Linked DNA regions of Mus musculus: region 2 is linked to region 1. The links are chromatin loops, found by intact Hi-C in ENCODE. Cell type or tissue: left cerebral cortex. All regions are shown on one strand. Links, peaks and the distances in the headings refer to the core of each region. The heading gives the core; the rest is flanking DNA. Region 1 overlaps Bach2 (BTB and CNC homology, basic leucine zipper transcription factor 2). Region 2 has its middle 45 kb from the start of Bach2.

Region 1 (2,914 bases), core at 193-2,692:
GTCTGTAGTGAAGACAGACATTCCTCAGGTTAAGGACCAAGATGGTTTGCCTTTTCTTACAGCCATATCTCATCCCCCACATTGTATCCAGGCTGTGCTTTATATGCGTTCTCTCTCTCTCTCTCTCTCTCTCTCTCTCTCTCTCTCAAGAAAATCCTTTTCTTAAGAGATTCTTCTTAAGAAGAATCCTTTTCCTCAGAGAAAATCCTTCCAGGTGACTTTCAGAGTTCCTGGCATTACAGTGCATGCATGCACAGGCACACACGCACAGGTACACATGCGCACACTGGCACACAGTGGCACACACATGCACACACTGGCACGCACACCATTACCTTTGCCAGCCTCACTGCACTTTGCCACTGAAGCGTCTATGAGAATTATAGACTGGAGAAGGTGATAAATTAAACTCTGGCTGTGATTTCCTACCTCACCTTTGGGGGGGATGACAAAGGATCTGAAATTCATCCGGTTGATACACTCTACTTCTTCGTATGTAACAGTGGTTTTAACCTGTCCTTCATGTGCAGTTTGAGGGTAGTGGCCAGGCTGGGCCCATTATTCCTTTGGTTGAATAATATAAAGAATTTGCAATGGAGATTACACTAATGATGTATTTTAAGTGCATGTCCGCATTGGTAGTTTAGTGCTCTCAGTCATGAAATGCTTTGGAGTTTATTTCTAATGGGTAAATGCTCAGAAAAACTGAAATTTTCAATAAGATTGACATTTGGAGTAAGAAATATAAATCTAATGAGAGCATTTCAACCAAGGCTTGTAATTAGGGCTGAATAGAGTAAATTTATACATGCTCGCTGCAGAAGGGCACGGCGGAAGGTGAAATTGCATGCTCTTCTGTGAAGGAGCGAGGAAGGCCAATGTATCAGTGTCAGGCCGTGACACCAGAGTATAAATGACACTGTCACCAAGTGCTGCACTGGGTACCAAGGGAATTCCACTCGAGTAAATTACATTACTTAGACAGACCTGAAGGCACCGTGCTGGAATGAGTGCAGAAAAGGAGAAGTCTGTCAGCACAAAGCTGAGAACGTTGCCATATAGCCAACTGCAGGATGCACAGCGCTGGCTGTGTGGGACCTGGAAGGGACAATGTTCCGGTCTGTTGTTAGCTTATAGACGTGACAGATATGTACAGTTGACCTAGAGAATGGGTATAAGCTGATTTCTGTGATCTGGTCAGCATTGGGTTTCCCTTATTATTTACAGTTGGGTGGCAATAGGGGGTCAGTGTACATTTGCCATTCTTTCTTTTTCTCTGTTGTGAGAATCTAACCCCTGCCCCCTCGGTAGCACTGTTCACCTCATTTCCAGCCCCACTGTCATAAAACACATGGTCGCCATGGTCAGGTGGAATGTGTCTGTAATCCCACCTACTGGAGAGACAGAGGCAGGAGGATTGCATAAGAACTCTTTTTCTCACACTGTGTCTTTCTGAGAGTTGATCTGTCTTAGCGTTTCTGGGCAGGAACTGGGAGAAGAGATGAAACATCAGTGATGACGCCATCTCCTCTCCTCACTTACTGAAACATGCGCTGGTCTCCTTTTGTCTGGCTGGGATGCCAGTCAGTCCCTGAAGAAGCCAATCACAGGGACTCTAGAATCAGTCACTCACTCCTTGGCTAGGAAGTAAATTGTCCCAGAGAGAGTAGTCTGAAACATCAGGGTGGCTTTCTCAGCCATGTGTCACACCTTATCCTTCTTGAGACACCCCTAAACAGCCTCTTGGGGGACACGCTGCATGGAGAACATGGACTCTGCAGGTTATCTCCACACGGGTTACATGGCAGGTGTTCCGCCATCTTCCTAACACAGGGCACATTGGACATCAGAGGTGGCACTCAGGCTTGAGTTTTAGTCTTTCCAAAATAATGCTGTGTCAGAGGTGGAATTTCATCTGCGTTTTGTGCCTGTATAGACTTTATTCATTTAATCATGGGATTTAGGAAAGCCACCTTACTTGGAAAACTAGGTTTGAGGGCAGGAGAAGAGAAAATGACATATTTTCTAATTTATTTAAGTATACCCACCTTTAAATTACTTCAAGACGCTCTGGTGCAGCTCAGAGGTAGAGTGCTTACGCAGGACATGCAAGGCCCTAGGTTCCATCCCCACTAATGCATAGGTATGGGTGTCAGTCTGGGATTCTGAAGTGACATCTGCGTAAAAGCTTCACACGGTGTCCATGTGAAGCCTGAGCTCACTGAGCGCTTACTCATCAGCCGTGGGAAGTCAGCCTCGCCTGCACTGGCATGTCCCCGTTTCCATCGCATTTCACTTGTGTGCTCCACAACATCAGTAGGGGAATTGTATGTGTGTCTTGGTGTTTACTACAAAGTTACTACGTGACGTTTTTCCCCTGGCTTCTCCATGACAGCCTGCTACCCGAACTACAGCTCTGAGCTCCTGTGAGCTGAACCCTGGTGAAAGAGCTTTGACAGCATCTAAAATGTTTGGAGCCTCCCTCCATTCTGAAGAGCCTCCTTTGTTCCAACTGCCCTACCAGTGTTGTTGTTGTTGTTGTTGTTGTTGTTGTTGTTCTTCTTCTTCTTCTTCTTCTTCTTCTTCCTCCTCCTCCTCCTCCTCCTCCTCCTCTTCCTCCTCCTCCTTCTTCTTCTTGCGTCCAAATTGGAAAGGGAGCAGGGGGCTCTCCTAAGGAGGAACGGGTCTGTGGAGGATTGCGAGCACTCATTCAGAAGCTATTCTTAGTTCCCAGAACTATAACGAGGCTGGGCTTTTTGTCCTGCTGAAGCTCCATTAAGGAACGATCCCTCTACCTGCCACCTGATTCTGTTTTCCCCAAGGACGCCTGGTGTTTTCTTCCCTCATATTCTGAATGGACTGGCTTCTGAGTCAGGCGCATCTTGCAAGGCAGTGAGTCCTGTTGCCGTGATGG
Region 2 (2,914 bases), core at 311-2,810, 56 kb before region 1:
ACAGATTTCAGTACACAAACTATAATGTTATTGTGTTCTTTTAAACAAATTATTTACTTCCCTTTATCAAAAAAAAGCACAGCAGGCTTATTAAATAATTTAAAGAACCAGGTGGTGAAAAACTAAAGCTATTTTTGTGTGTTTTGAGACAAGGTCTCACTATGTATCCCATAGAGATATGATATTCTCCCTGTAGCATGGGGCTGGCCTCAGACTTGTGGCAGTCCTTTTGCTTCAGCCTCTTGTGTGCTGGGATGACAGCTCTGTGCATATGTGCTTGGGCTTGAAAACACTCCTATCTCTCCATCGCTGTTAACTACTGTATATATCCTAAATGAGTCTCCCAATCCAGACAGATCCTGGAACAAGGACTGAACTACTGAACTCCCGTTTTCTGCTGATATCTTCTGTGCCTGTTTGCCATGTCACTCGCTGTATTCTCACAGCATTGTGTGAGGAACCTGTCTGAAACACCGTGTGTGACTGCATCATGACCATCTGAGGCATCCAAGTGTTTCTGCCTTGTTCCTCTACTCGGAACAGCAGATGTCATGAAGCAGCAGTGGACAGCATCTCCATGTATCATCTCTGCACATATCCTTCAGATGGACCTTCCGGGCCAAAGGCATGCTGGTTGTTAAGGCATTTGGTACTGTCTGTCAGACATCCCAGCTGGATCTGTGTGTCTCCTCCTCTCAGAGCTTGTGAGGCTTTGGCCGCTTTCCTCCTGATGGGACAAGTCCTTCCTGGGGGACAAATGGAATGGAATTAGAAGGTGAACAGTTCTTCCCTCAGTCAGGTGAACCTGGCCTTAATGCTCTCCTAGAACACACCAGCATATCTCCCTGGGAGAGCATGGCGCCTCTTAATTCTTAGCCGCTGGATACGCTGCTCCCTCTAAACTGCCACCTTTAAATGTCGGAGATGTTCCTTTAAGTGTGGGCCCCTTGGAAGTCGCCTGTCTGAGCGTGTGCCACTTCGTTTGGCCAATCTCATCTGATTTTGCAATGAGATTTTTCTGTCACCTCTGTTACTGATTTAATATGTTAACTTGGCACACAGGTGGTAATACTGTTGCAGGTAAAAATTCGTGCTGGTCTAATTGAGGTAGCCTCTACATTTTTTTTTTTAATTTGAGGCATCATTTTGTGAAAGATGTCTTATAGATTTCAGATTTTGCAGCAATGAAACCTGGATACAAAGCGGTGGCACTGTGACAGGCTCAGAGCCTGATTCCTCCAGCTGCAGGTGCCGAGGAGAAAATTGCCTGTCTTTTTTCAAGGCAACTGTCTGAGCCGGGGATTGTCGCTGACGAAGGTTGATCCAGCCACTTGCCACTGTTTCCATGGATGGAGAGAGAGATATACCCCTTACAGCAGCGGTTCTAAACCTATGGGTTCCGACCCCTTTGGGATTACACATCAGATATCCAAATTGCAATTCATAACAGTAGCAGTGTTACAGTTATGAAGTAGCAATGAAATAACTTTCTGGTTGGGGGGTCACCACAACACGAGGAGCTGAAGGAAAGGGTGGCAGCATCAGGAAGGTTGAGAGCCACTGACTGACAGGAGGAGTGCATGTTTCCCTGGCACCTCTGGCCATGAAGGGGCATTCCTGTTGCAGCCTCTCCAGCTTGCCTGGGATCTGGGGCACCAGTGCTCAGTGCCTGCAAGCATGGAAGGAGCGGCAGTTACAGCGTGCAGCATGTGGGAAGGCTTATGGTGTCGTGATGTGACAAGCTGCGAACAGCGGATCAGCAAGGAATGTGAGATAATTTAATTGAGGAGCTTGGAGAGAGGACAGCTGAGTTGGGGGGTGGGGTGGCAGGGAAAGGCATCTAAGCAGGGATGCATCATGAGGTGGCATTCTGGGGACAGTGTCAGAAGCACGCTTCCCCATTTCTCTGGCAGTTGAAGCCAATTTCCTCCCCCTACATGCTTTACAAAAAGGGAAATCATTTATTTTTATTAGGGCCCTGTTCTTCTTACGGCATTTTTTAAATATCACAGAGACAAATCACTCATTTCTATGTGAGAAACTAACTTCCTCTTTTCTCTGGGTTTGGTATTTACTATTTCTGCTATATTCTACCCTTTCGGGAAAGCCTCTTCCTCCCCCCCACCAATGCCCCCCCACCAACCCCCCCCCCAGCAATAGAAAAGAGGCAAGGGTGTGACCTATGACTTATTTACCTATCGAGGCTGTTAGAAGTACTTCTTAAAAAAGCATTCTTCTGTTGTTATTGGCTCTGTCCTAGAGTGTACAGCTGTTTCCATTTTCAAGCAAGCTTTGGAGTTAGTTTTACACATTTTCCATTCTGTTCATTCTCAGACTGTTGGACAGGTGGTGAATTTTGCAGTCCTGTCCTTAATATCTTTCCTTGGTGCTTAAAAATATCTCCAATTTGTGTAGAACTATTAAGATATTTGCTTATTATTCCGTTTGAAATAATTTATCATTCATTTCTCAGTTTTTCATTTATTTCTGTGTTGGGAAGACCCCTTGCCCCTGCCGTGTGTGTGTGTGTGTGTGTGTGTGTGTGTGTGTATGTGTGTGTGTGTGCGCGTGCGCGCACATGCACCCATGTGGTGGGGGTGGAAAGGTCTGTGTGGGGTGTGGCTAGGGGGAGAAACTGTTTTGGAGTACTGGGCAAGCAACCCCCTTGAGCCACATCACCGGCCTATGTGAGTGTCCTTATGTGTACGTGATCGCCTTTCTACAAAGTATGAGTCCCAAGTTCTGAGCCCTGGAGCAGCTGAAGCCATTCAACTCTTCTGTCTTCGCATTTCATTCTGGAAGCGTTTCATTACATCTCAGTAGCACTCTTTAGCTCAGTGTAACTAATTAATACTGAGGACAGATGTGTAGCCTAGAGCTGACCCTAGTGCTGCAGCATTGACTCTTGTTGTGG

Evidence for each region. Hi-C counts contacts between places; a loop is a spot of excess contacts. Peaks named below come from ENCODE experiments on the same cell type or tissue, not always from the same donor. Only the 100,000 strongest peaks of a DNase experiment are listed, where the experiment ranks them.
Region 2: it touches region 1 in a loop (1.9-fold over the local background); 4 of 42 quality-filtered maps call a loop at or near these places.

The regions. Positions count from the first base shown.
Region 1 is chr4:32,428,054-32,430,967 of GRCm38, forward strand. All of the region lies in intron 1 of Bach2 (BTB and CNC homology, basic leucine zipper transcription factor 2), which reads left to right. Among named protein-coding and RNA genes, the nearest start is that of Bach2, 12 kb to the left of the region's middle. In left cerebral cortex, for the core only: no CTCF peak of the experiment used is centred there; DNase peaks (open chromatin) are centred at 1,576 and 2,256; H3K27ac peaks cover 441 bases.
Region 2 is chr4:32,371,453-32,374,366 of GRCm38, forward strand. It overlaps a transcript of Bach2 not described here. Among named protein-coding and RNA genes, the nearest start is that of Bach2, 45 kb to the right of the region's middle. In left cerebral cortex, for the core only: no CTCF peak of the experiment used is centred there; DNase peaks (open chromatin) are centred at 1,285 and 1,745.